Linked DNA regions of Mus musculus: region 1 is linked to region 2. Evidence: chromatin contacts called from ENCODE Hi-C or POLR2A ChIA-PET data. All regions are on one chromosome and are shown on one strand. Each heading gives the region's core, a stretch centred on a gene start or an enhancer-like site at or near the end of the contact. The rest is flanking DNA. Distances are from core to core; before and after follow the strand shown.

Evidence for each region. A loop is a pair of places that touch in the nucleus more often than their neighbours do. ChIA-PET counts read pairs that join two places held with the same protein, here RNA polymerase II (POLR2A).
Region 1: a map of T-helper 17 cell shows a loop between it and region 2 (2.6-fold over the local background). The contact joins the enhancer-like site here to the promoter of Scg5 in region 2. A Hi-C loop is called at or near these places in 2 of 37 maps with a recorded cell type or tissue (both T-helper 17 cell). POLR2A ChIA-PET finds 5 or more read pairs at or near these places in 2 of 5 experiments (both embryonic stem cell).

Annotation. Positions count from the first base shown.
Region 1 is chr2:114,126,818-114,132,848 of GRCm38, forward strand. It overlaps Aqr (aquarius), which reads right to left. Exons shown (of 35, transcript NM_009702.3): 20 at 3,718-3,959; 21 at 696-842; 22 at 139-208. Among named protein-coding and RNA genes, the nearest start is that of Mir7002, 21 kb to the right of the region's middle. Within about 2 kb of position 3,959, at least 1 of the 3 ENCODE cell types and tissues checked has a DNase peak (open chromatin) inside an H3K27ac peak, as active enhancers do.
Region 2 is chr2:113,826,178-113,832,255 of GRCm38, forward strand. It overlaps Scg5 (secretogranin V), which reads right to left and starts at 2,914. Exons shown (of 6, transcript NM_009162.3): 1 at 2,822-2,914; 2 at 1,162-1,394. The coding sequence starts at 1,387. Arhgap11a (Rho GTPase activating protein 11A) reads right to left here. Exons shown (of 12, transcript NM_181416.3): 12 at 5,315-6,078.

The DNA.
Region 1 (6,031 bases), core at 2,709-5,208, 300 kb after region 2:
CAGCAAAAGGGGGACAGGTGGCATAACCAATGGCCACAGCTTACTGGGTGTCTGAACACTGCGATGAGCAGCACCCTCTCCTCATACACACAACGCTGCAATCACTTAAAGAGCCACAAAGTAGTTGGCTTTGCTTACCATGGTGAGTCCAGGCTGCATTCCGGCCCGGATGGCCTCTATCTGTGTATGAGTGAACTGGATTGTATTACTGCAATAGACAGTTAAATACAAGACGGTTAGAAATGCAGTAAGACGGCATCCAGTGCAGACCCACATAGCCATGACCAGCTCAAACATCCACGGGTACTCATTCCACAGCCCTCTGCTACATCCACCCTGCGGTTCCCATTCACGTCTCAAACACAGAATGAGGCTTATGGAGAGAGCAGTGTTCCCAATACACTTAGCCTATATTTTAGGCCTATGCGGCCAGCAGAAGTTCTAGTCCCAAATGCACTGCCCCTGTAGTCCCACACACTCTTACAAAGGCCACGGTTACCCAGGAGCGCCATGCCAGTAGCTGTGCAATGTGGACTTTTCAGTGCCAGGAAACATTTCCCTTTGGAATGCAGCTAGAGAGCAACCTAAAGTTTCCCAACTATTCAGATAATTGATAAACCAAAGGGAAAAAGGCCATCCCAAGGCTTTAAAAGACTAAGAGAATTTAAAACCAAGTTTGTAGGCAGTCACATTACCGTTTGGGCTGGTTGTAAGGATAAGGGCCTCTATTAGGAATAACATGAGGCTCCACAATTAAGGTCTTTGCTTCTTCTGTGTCATCTTCTTCCCCGTCTGCATCTTTTCTTTTCTTCCCCTTTCCACTTCTTACTGGGAACGTTATTCTACAAAAGCAAAACCCCCATTTATATTTAAAATAAGAAATGGACCAGACCACATCGGGTACTGGAGCAGGGAAGGGGAATGGACATGAGGTCCCGTCCCTAACCTACAAGTTATCTCCCAATTGTCAACCACTTCAAAAGGAAAAATCAGTTTTCTCCAACTGAGTCCCACTGGGTATAGGTGGAAACCTGACTCACCCAGCAGTGGATAGTCTCTACAAAACAAATTCAATGATAATTCTGGGGATTTCTTTTCTCATAATGCTTTATTTTGGGCTTTTTTTTTTTTAAACTTATTGGTCTTTTGCTTTTACATATGGTTCTGATTTTGTGATTTTATGAGATGTGCACGCACATATGTGTGTGCATGTATTTCATGCTTTTTCCTTTTTTCTTCATTTGTTTTTTTCAAGGGAGGGTTAGAGGGAGAGAGGAGGCATAGAGCTGGAAGGGTAGGGAGGCTCTATAGAAGATGAGGGAAGGGAGAATGTGAGCAGAGCAAATTGCAAGAAAAATTTAGCTTTCAATAAAAAAGAAAGAACTACTATCTCGTGTATGAAGTTGTGTGGCGAACAGATGAATGAGAAATATTTGTGATTTATCTCTATATAAACTTTGAAATAAAAGTACATTTACAATTACTAAAATGGGTGTTAAGTCTTCCCTCTGGGGGAAAACGTCATCCAACTAATGGATAAATCAAAGAAACATTAAGTATCTGTCATATGCAATGTAAAGTGCTTTATTCATGCTCATTTAGTAAGAAGACTTAAAGAGACAGGTTTCAAAGAACACAGCCAGAGAGAAAAGCCTTCCCCAAAGAAATAAGGAACAGCAGAGTCCACATACAAACAGCCAAGCCAGACACAGAGGACAACTGAGAAAAGGAGAGACAGACACTCTGAAGTCGGGTGTGGCAATTCAGGCAAGAGGTTCTTAGTCTGGGGTTAGAAGCTAATGTTTTCAATAAATTTCCTAAAATTAAGCCAAAAAAAGTTAACTCTCATTCTGTGTACTTTTCCCAATCTTCTTTCCCATTCTTAAAGTATAGACAGAGCCAAAAGCTGCCTAGAACTAAAGTGGCGAGTAAGTTCCCTTACTTGTAGGCAGAAGCATGCACTTCTCAAGCTAGGGAGTAAATGGCTCTATCTAGCAAAAGCATCTGAGAGTTCAAAAAATATACCACCATAGAAACCTAAAAAGGTCCAGCGACAGGCCCAAAAGTGGGATCCAGCTCAAGGGGAGGTCCCAAGGCCTGACAGTACTACCGACGCTATGGAGTGCTCACAAAAAGGGACTTAGCATGACCACACTCTGACGAAAGACTCAATAAGTAGCTGAAAAGAGTCAAATGCAGATATTTGCACCCAACTAATGGACAGAAGCTGTTGACCCCTGTGATTGAATTAGGGAAAAGCTGGAAGAAGCTGAGGAGGAGGGGGACCCTGTAGGAGGACCAGCAGTCTCAATTAACCTGGACCCCTGAGATCTCTCAAACACTGGACCACCAACCAGGCAGCATACACCAGCTGATATGAGGCCCCCAACACGCATGCAGCAGAGGACTGCTGGGTCTGTGTTCAATCAGAGATGATACACCTAACCCTTGAAAGACTGGAGGCCCCAGGGAGTTTAGAGGTCTGGTTGGGTGGGGGTTGGACATTCTTGTGGAGACAGGGGTGGGGGTGGGGGTGGGGAGGAGGTGTGGGATGTAGAACAGTTGGAGGGTGGATGGGGGAGGGGATAAAATCTGGAGTGTAAAATAAATAAATGATTAAATAAAAAACCAAACCAACCAAACAAACAAACAAAAGAAATCTAAGGGCCTAGAGAAGCAGAAGTTAGGAGGGACAAAGACTGTTTTTAACAGTCTATGCTACTGAAGAGTTATGAGAATACAGATAGAGAAAACCCAGGAGACAAGAGTGCTTTTGTAATAAACAGAATTTAGAGATGAAAGGAGGAAGACGAGGTGTGGCTATTCTGAAAACTATGTTGGAAGCATACTGAGTCACTGCATGTATTTAATAGGTCCTGTGGAAGGTGCATGCTCTGGCTTCCAGCTAAAGAAGTAAGATCTGAACTCTCCCAAGGCCATCTTGGCATACAGCTTCTGATGCTTATGAACAAACTCCGGAAGCAGCCAATGGCTCCATGCACCTCACTTTATTCCTACTTAAGAGCTAAAGCCACTTGACATTAACATAACTGTTTTGAATTCATACTGCATATCCACAATTTGAAACGTGAAATTGAAAATACTCTACAATCTTAAACATTTGCGATACTCAATTTTCAAAACATTTTGAATTTTGGAACATTTTGGCTTTCGGACTTTCAGATTAGGAATATCCAACTGGTGATATCTGTGGAAATACTTCAAAATCTGAAAAAAACTCCAAACTTACAATATCTCTGGTAACAAACATTTTAAATAAAGGGCACTCAACCTGTATTTAAAACCTGTATGAGGCAGGCAGAGTTGAAAGAAAACTTTTAGCTTCTTAAAATCAAAATGAAGTTCAACCTCACATGCCTGTATGGTGGTAGTTAGGGAACACACTAGACTACGTGTGAGAGGTACAGGCATATTTCCTTAGTCAGCTACTATATTTATACAGTTCTTTCCAAATCACAGACACTTACTGATCTCTTTTGAGACATGAAGCTACTTTTAATGTAGTCTTAAAAATAGCTTCTGCAATAAGAGTCAGGAATAGATTCAAATATAATAGTCTTATCCCAGTGATTATTACAGCAAAGCTAAGGACTGCCAAAATGAAGTCCAGACACAATGCTTAAAACTCACTTAGTCACCAGTGCTGATTCTACTACAGACAGACTAAGCCTAAGAGCAGATCCATTCTGATTTTACCTGAAAGGGGGGATTTGGAGTGCTGGGTCACTCACAGTCACTTTGACATTATGACCAGGAAAGCTGGCCTTTAAATGTTCAATGGAGAGAAAAGTGTCATTGAAATCCAGGGTGGCAATCTGATTGGGCATTTTTGAATAATGGGCACTACTTGGGTCCCCATAGCCCAAAATGATGTCATGCAGCCAGTCCGGTACCACGCAGTCAGTATTCATCAGATTCCGAATCGTCTCCAACACAGCCTGGCAGTAAAGAGACAGAAGAGTATCGCGTCAGTAGACATCTCGGACACCGGCACTTCCCTGGAATGCAGAGCTGACGGCACCAATCCGGAATGCCCATGTGTTTCAAGGCAAGAAGCTACTTTCTGCTGACAGGTGCTTGGCAAGACTGAACCAACAGCTATATTTTCAGTTGATACCATAGACTGAGTCAAACAAAAGAACTAAGTTAGTAAGCACAGTTTATCCACGAAGAATTCGTTTAGATAGAATGACATAAATAAGCTTGCCGCTTGACTCCTATTGAACAGGATAAAAATAAGATCCATGTCAACCCAATACCAAAAAACAAGATAAAGAAAGTTACAAAACAGGCCCTGAAATACAAATGCTTCCTTATAAACTCGAGTTTTTCTCTCTGCATACGTAGTGTATAGCTATAGCTGTTTGGTGAAATGCAGTACAATTTATAAATTTATAAAAGTCAGCATGGATAGAAAGAAATAAACAAGCAAACACATTGATAAGAGTGTCAAACAATATAGAGAAGAACTGGTACTACAATAAAAGGATTCTACAGGAGTTAGCACATTTCTGCCAAAAGGAATTAACAGAGCCGAGAACATTTTTTTTTAGAATATTCAAAAACCATTCTGATAAAGTAACAAATCCTAACATGTAAACTAGGAGAATCTCAAAGGCCTAATCTCAAAGAACCCAGCAACCAAATCGATGTTTTTAAAACTCAGTATCCTAGCACAGTAGAAGTAAGGGATAGGTGAGTGATGGACAGACGGACAAGCACATCCACAGAACACGGATGAGGAAGAGGAGAGCTCTGGATGGATGGAATCTTATATAAACCACGTAGAGGTGAAGGAAGGCACAGACCATGCCAAGAGGCAGCAGAATGTGATGATTAGTAAAGAATTTTACACAATTCAGAGGACTCCACCACAGGAGATGTGAGTGGTGGGGGATGGACTTCATATGAGGAAAAGCTTCAAGGAGGAAGGTGGCATTTTACTTTAATGCAACAAAGAATTTCTGATTTATTTAATCATTAATGGGTAGTTTCGGAAATGTTCTAAGTAGCAGAATAAAAGCATCAGTATTCAAGAGAATTAGAAAATATCTATCAACAGGACTATGAAGACAGTAGAGAAAGGTAGCCATCCCAACGGTCCAGGCAAGAACTGGAAGATCCAGGCTAGAACCGCTGCACTAACTGGAAATACAACTGCAGCATGGGACCAAGTGAGGATTCTACCAAGGTGTGCCAGAAACAGCAAACACACAGCACGGGCAGCTCCTGCTCGCTGCACCAGGACCTGAACGCCTCCTTGAATTCCCTTAAAAAGTCATGTTTGGCACTTGCTAACCTTTGATGATAACTATTTATATTTCTTTCTTGATTAACAGTTAAGGTATCAACTGCGTCTTATTCACCTCTACAAGTCCCAGGTAACTAAGCACAACATCACTCACAACAGAGACAGTCATTAGAATGGCAAAGAGAGGAATACTCTGTAGACTTCAGTTATGTGCCTGAGAGTCATTTATTGAAAAGTAAATGTGAGACCAGCCTAGCTCCTGTACAACCTGGAAACAGAGCTCTCTTAAGTGACACCTAAACTGAGTTGCTTGTGTCAAGTGGAGGAACAAACCATAAATATACCTGAGGAAAATCATTTAGAGGGACAGTGTAAAGTCTTATCTAAAGAACAGGGTGGCCTCTCTGTCCTTTCTCCCCTGGGAGCAGCTCTCCTGCCTTGGCCTCTCACCCCTTAAAATGGATGTCTGCTCCAAGTTCATCTCTACCTGCTCCCAGATCAGGAGCACCTCTCAGCTGCTGAGCCACCCGCTGTCTGCAGTGGAGCTGAAGAGACCACAGATGCCAACAGATGAGGGCCTCAGCAGCTTGGCCCGGTGGCCTCTGACCTCACTTATCCCTAGTCACAGCTTCCAAAACAGCATCATTTCAAGGGACATTGGCACGGCTGCCAAGTTCACTGGAGCTGCAGGTGCTACAGTTGGGGTGGCTGGCTCTGCGGCAGGGATGGGGATGAAGTGTCATATGTAATCAGTATGCT
Region 2 (6,078 bases), core at 1,664-4,163:
GTGTGTCCTGAGAAACTGCTAATGCTGTGGTAATTCAAGGTAGAGCAGCAGTCAATGGAAGCACAAGTCAATGCCCATCCCTTACAGGAGTCTTGACGTTGCTATGGCAGCTCATTACCTCAAGATTAAGGACAGATCCACTGTAATCCATCCTCTTTCCTTCCTCTGTGCCTTTTCACCACACTCCCCTGGGGATTTCCTATGCAAACTTCAAGACCCAGGCCAAATGGAACTTCCCCTAAGAAGCGTTTCCTATTCCTGACCTACCTCCTACTCTTTGTTCCATGGAAGCAGTGCATATCAGAATACACCGTAATGACTTTTTGTCAGTTCCCTTCTCCCAGTTAGTCTGAACCACGTAGGACAGGGGTGCCCCAGCATCCTGCAAAGTGCATATGGAGGACAATACACGGTTGGATACTGACTGAGTGAATAAAACAAGGCTCTGAAAAACACAGGCTTTTGATACCAGGGAGACCCTTCCCCATGGCAACAGCAGAGTGATTAACCATATACTTTACTAGTGGAGAGAGCAGATATTTACCATCTCAAAAAAAAAATTAAATAAACAGGAACAGGTGACTGGTGCCACTTAGAGTTTAGACTCTTCCTAAAAGAATGGCAAGGAGTCCTATCTGATTTATCTTGATGCAAGCCATTTGCCATGGTTGCATGCTTGCAGATTCAAGTTATTTAGGCTAATCTACTCCTGAAATCAAATGTCAACCAAAATACACAGCATATCAATGGTTCAAAGTGACAGCAACAAGACAGAAATGGGCATCATGTGTCAACACTATTCACAGCAACCTAGAGCCCTGGAGCAGACAGCACTGTGAGGTGGTCCTAGTAGGGAAAATTACATATCAGGAGAAATAGTGCCAGGTATGCAGCTCAGCCCAGAGTGCTTGCTTAGCCTGAAGCCCCAGCTTCCTTCCTCAGAACCTCATACGTTTCCCCGTCTTAGCACTGGGGAGGTGGAGGCAGTAGGATTAGAGCTCCAGGTAATCCTTGGCTACATAGGAAGTTCAGTGAAAGTCTGGTCTAAATAAGATTCTACCAGTAAAAAAAGAAAACAATACCCCCACACACGCCAAACCAAACAAAACAAAAACCCTCAGAAATACAATAGAAACACTGTCAGTTTGGAAGAGTGCATACCTTCGATGCTCTGTGGCCCAACAAGATTCATGGCCTGGTGAGCCGGGTACTCCACGCGTGGCCTGGCAATGCCCAGCTGCTCCATAACCCCATGAAGCAGCCTCTGGATGTCTGTCTCTGAGACCCGGTCAGGGGTCCGTGGACTATAAGCGAATGCTGGATTCCACTCAAACATCAACCAAAACAAAAGGCCAGATAGCATAGCAGAGACCAGCCTTGAGGCCATTTTTAACCTGCAGAAGAAAGGACCAAGTTATATAACTTGGCCAAAATGGGCAACCATAACACAACTGGGGTGATATAACTATGACTCACAAGTTGAGGCTGAAGGACCACCCTGAAAGGAGACTCAAATGAAAAATTCCTAGAGGTTTGCTTTGTGTCCAAGCCAGGTAGGAAACCGCTGTGTGAAGGAAATAAGAAGACAGAAGAGTCTAGGATAAACTAGTCCCTCTAACTTGACACCTGAGGATTCTAAGGACAGGAATATGTTCTCACATCTATGGTCTGTGATCCTTGCAATCTAAGCACTTTTGGATTTGAGATAGGGAGGGTGGTAATTTTTAAGATCTCCTAGTTTAAGGAAAGAAAGGAATAACAAAAGGGAGTTAGGGAGACCCAAACAGTAAAAAACAAACAGACAATCAAAAAACATCCCAGAGAAAGGTCTGGAGTAGTGGCCGAGGGTGTTTGAACTTAGCAGACCAGCAGGCAATAGGTGAAGATCCCGAGCAGAGAGGTACGCCAACTCCTATCCTGCTCTGTGATGAGGGAAGCAAGCAACATGAGACGCTTGACTGCATACCAGCTAGGTCTTCCTGGGCAAGTTCCTCAGCCTCCTTTTCTACAGACCAAGGATAGCAACAATCTATCTTATAGAGTTACTGTGAAGATAAAGATCAAAATCATGTAAGGAGCATGGAGCAAAGCCAGGTACCTAGTAAGCCCCCTGCACGTCTAGCCCCTTGATGGTAATAAGCGGTTCTGGGAGTTAAGGTTTGCGGAGGCAGAAGCAGCAGGGAGAGGAAAGACAGTGACATGGTGGGGGATAAATCTGCCTTACATGTTGGTGTCCGTAGAAGCCACGGGAAGCTGAACAAGGAAACAGTTTTCACACAGCTTCCCTGGCAGCTGCTCGTTCAGGATGGGTGCTTCAGGCCATAGTCAGATAAACCCTTTTGAGCATTCACACGGGAATAGGGAATAAAAAGGTAGGGAACAAGCCAAATATCTTCCCTAAAACAAATACTTCATTTTATCTGTCTGCAGCTAACGGCCTTTCCTTGCAACTCACAGACATTAAAACCATGCTCTTCAAAGAGCCAAGGACCGCTATTTTAACAGCACAATCTACCGCTGTGATAAAAGGGCTGGATGCGGGCACCAGGCTCCATCATCTCCATCTTTCTTCATGAACTCCGAATACAGGATGTTTTCTTTACTGGCTAGCCCACGGATGAACTACCCAATCGCTGCTCTCGGAACTCCACCCCCACCCCTTATTTATAACCACCCCCTGTAATCCCCGCATCCATCCTTTGTCTGACCCCAGCTAGGGTTTCTGAAGGGCATGCTCCCCCACACCCAAGGAACCCAAGCACTCCCGCTTTCAGCTGAACGACAAGTCGGACCGCATCACCTGCATCACTGCGGAACTCACCGTGTGGCCGCGGGCGAGCTTCTTGCAATCTAGGCCAAAACAGGGAGCTGACGTGCTGGATAGCTCCTGCGTCACCTCCCTCCGAAACCTCGGTCCACCCAGGCCCCGCCCACAGCAGGTGGAAGAGGCCTTCCCAGAATTCCTGGAAGGCATTGCAGGCGCCTGCGTCTCAGGCCTGGAATGTTGCTCAGCTCCAACTGAAGCAGTCTCTGTGTCTCTTGGCTGTTTCTAGGGTGCCCCCTTTCTCCATCGACCCCTATGAACGTCATTTACCTCCTTTATCAGTCTCAAGCAATTGCCACAAGTAGATGGCATCTTTAATTGACATCCTCTAGATTTTAGAATTACCATACAAATGGGTTTCATGCTGGAATGTTCATACTCTCTTCTAGTACTTTTCCTTTCCTACCCCCGCACTTAAGCCCTGGTGACAGTGCTACCCTCCCTTAAGGCCCCAGGGGACCCGGAGGCTCTGAGCATTGCTTCATAAGTTCACTAAGAGGTGAACGTGCAGGACACTTTCGGGGCATGCAGAACTTACCTAAACAGACCTGGAACTTCTATTTTGTGATACCAACGGTGGGACCCAGGATCTTAGGAGATTCCTGGCCCTAAAAGTAACAGTACAAATGCTGCAAAGCCTTCATCAAGAAACTTGTGGTAAACAGCAAGTTCCAGGATGTGGTTAGAATTCAGATTTTCTTTTTTCTTACTGCAGCTAGAAGCAGCAAACCCACTGACATTTTACTGTAATGAATAGAAGCTGGAAGACTTGTCAGCCAGAAGTTTGTGTGAAAAGCCAGACATCTAGTGCCTTTGGTTCCCTGGATGCTTTCTGTTTCAGTCAAGATAATAAACACTCTCCTGGATTCAGGTACACAATACCTACTACTAATGAATACTGTTTACTCTCAAGTTGACTTCAACATAGCTCAGTTATATTCAACTTAATATTGGAAAAATAGGTTGCTGGCTGTGTAGTTGACAGAAACATACAAAAACTGTACGATTCATGTTGTACTTATTAGACAGGGTGTGAAGACCTTTTATTGCTGACAAAATGCAGATGGAAAGGACATTTTTATAAAATTTTGGTTCACAACTTTTGAGATTTCAGTACATGACGGTGGGAGCTCATGGAGGGTCAGGATAAAGAGCAGAGCATACAAGGTCCCCCAGTGACACACTTACTCCTAATGGTTCTACAACTGCTACAGTGCCACTAGCTAGGAACAAAGCATTCAGCTTGAGCCCCTGGGCAACAGTTCACATGCAAGCTTGAGGAGTGCATGGGTCTTACCATGGCTGATCTCAAAAGAGCCTACATACCTCAGCCTCCAGAATAGGTAAGATTACAGGCATGTGCCAGTACACTTGACTAAAACCTGGTATTTTTAAAATAAAATATGAATCATATATATCCTATACTTGTTTCTCAAAACCCTACAGTAAGTTCTTAGTGACCGTAGAATGTAACCCAGAAACCCACTAACTTTAGTGCTTTGTGTATTAAAATCTACTGCTTATTTATGAGAACACCCAAATACTAGTTTCTTACACTTAAAAAAATGAGAATAACTCTTGAAGTTACTGTACACTTTTAACTTCAGAAAGCAAAAATGTATATACTGTCTGACCTTTAGCCCATGAAATTAGCAACAATCTTCATTTTTGAATAAGATAAGAAATACAAAAATGAAACCACATTTTAAAACTTTCTCACCTCCCAAATAAGAAATGTGGAATCTTAAAGAGTTAAACAACTCATTCCTCAATCTTAAATTGTAGATTCCCCACCACCACCACACACCTCTATCTTCTGAGTGCATCTGCACCATGCTCTGCTCAGGCATTAAACACCCACTGAAATCATAGGAGGCTTTCTTAATACACAGGAAAACTTAGCTCAAAATGTTTCACATTTGGAAGCACTTCAATCAGTAAAACCTATGTAATATTCCAAAATCTGAAATATTTCTCTTATCCACTTTAGGTATAAGATCCATACAACCTGTTCCAGGCATACTGAAAATGCATGGCTAGTCTGTTTTGATCAGATGAATATGAAGTTTAAGACTAGAGAGTTTTACTAGATAATGAACATTGGAAATATAATGAACTTTTGAAATAAAACAGAAATTTGGGGGTGGAAGGGTTGTACTACAGCTAAAAAGCACTTGTTGCTCTTGTAAAGGACTCAGGTTTGGTTTCCAATCCTACAGAGAAGGCCCAGGTTTGGTTACCAGAACCAACACAGTGGCTCACAACCATCCAGGATATCAACTGCTGTTCTCATCTTAGAGGACAGGCACACGTGTGTTATACATACTTACATGAAGACAACACACATGTAAAATAAATCTAATCACCGCAAGGCTTCACGTAGAACCTGCAAAGTAACCCTGAGAACCTGACGTTAGTTCTTCACACACAAACGCACACTGATAGTGTGTGCAGTGTTTTACATCTAAAATACAACACGCAGACAAGACGTTTCCCAGGAGCTATTTTTAATGTCTATGCTAAATAAATAACATTTAAACACATGATAACACTATCTGATATTTATCTAAGTAAAATGTACAGAGGTACATTAACAATTCAATTCTAAAATCAACCATCTTCATAGGAAAAAAACAACTTGATTAAAATTTTCCAGTTTAACTATACCTGCCTAAAAATTTCATTGTCATACTGGACAAAATATGATCCAAATCACCTTTAAAAATGAAGTATGGCTTACGATTAATCATTTACCTCAACATTATAAAGTATGCAGTACCTTTGTTGTCATTATGCTTTATTCACTGTCTTTAATTCAAAATTCAAGTGAAACCACAGGCGATGCTGACCAAATAAATCCCTCTGTCTCCAACAAAAGTGTTCACATACCACTGAGGCCAATTAACTTCTTGGTTTTGGGTCAAGGCAACAAACATGAATAATTCAAGACATAAGGTTTGCAGGGCTTCATCATTCCCTTTATGTACTAGAAGTTTCTGTGAACAATGTTCCTGATGTGAAGGAATAACAAGAGGCACAAGCACAACTTCCTGTATTCTTCTGATCAAGCATGCAGAATAAAACTCATGTCCCTTTTATATAAATAAACCTAGCCAACAGTATCTTCTAAAGTTATTATAACCCCTGCTTCAGGAAATCACAATAAAGTTATGTGTAAATGCTTCAGTAATAAAGAAAAACAAAGTAGCCCCATGTGCAAGTATGAAAGTCCAAACTGCTCTACAGTGGGACCA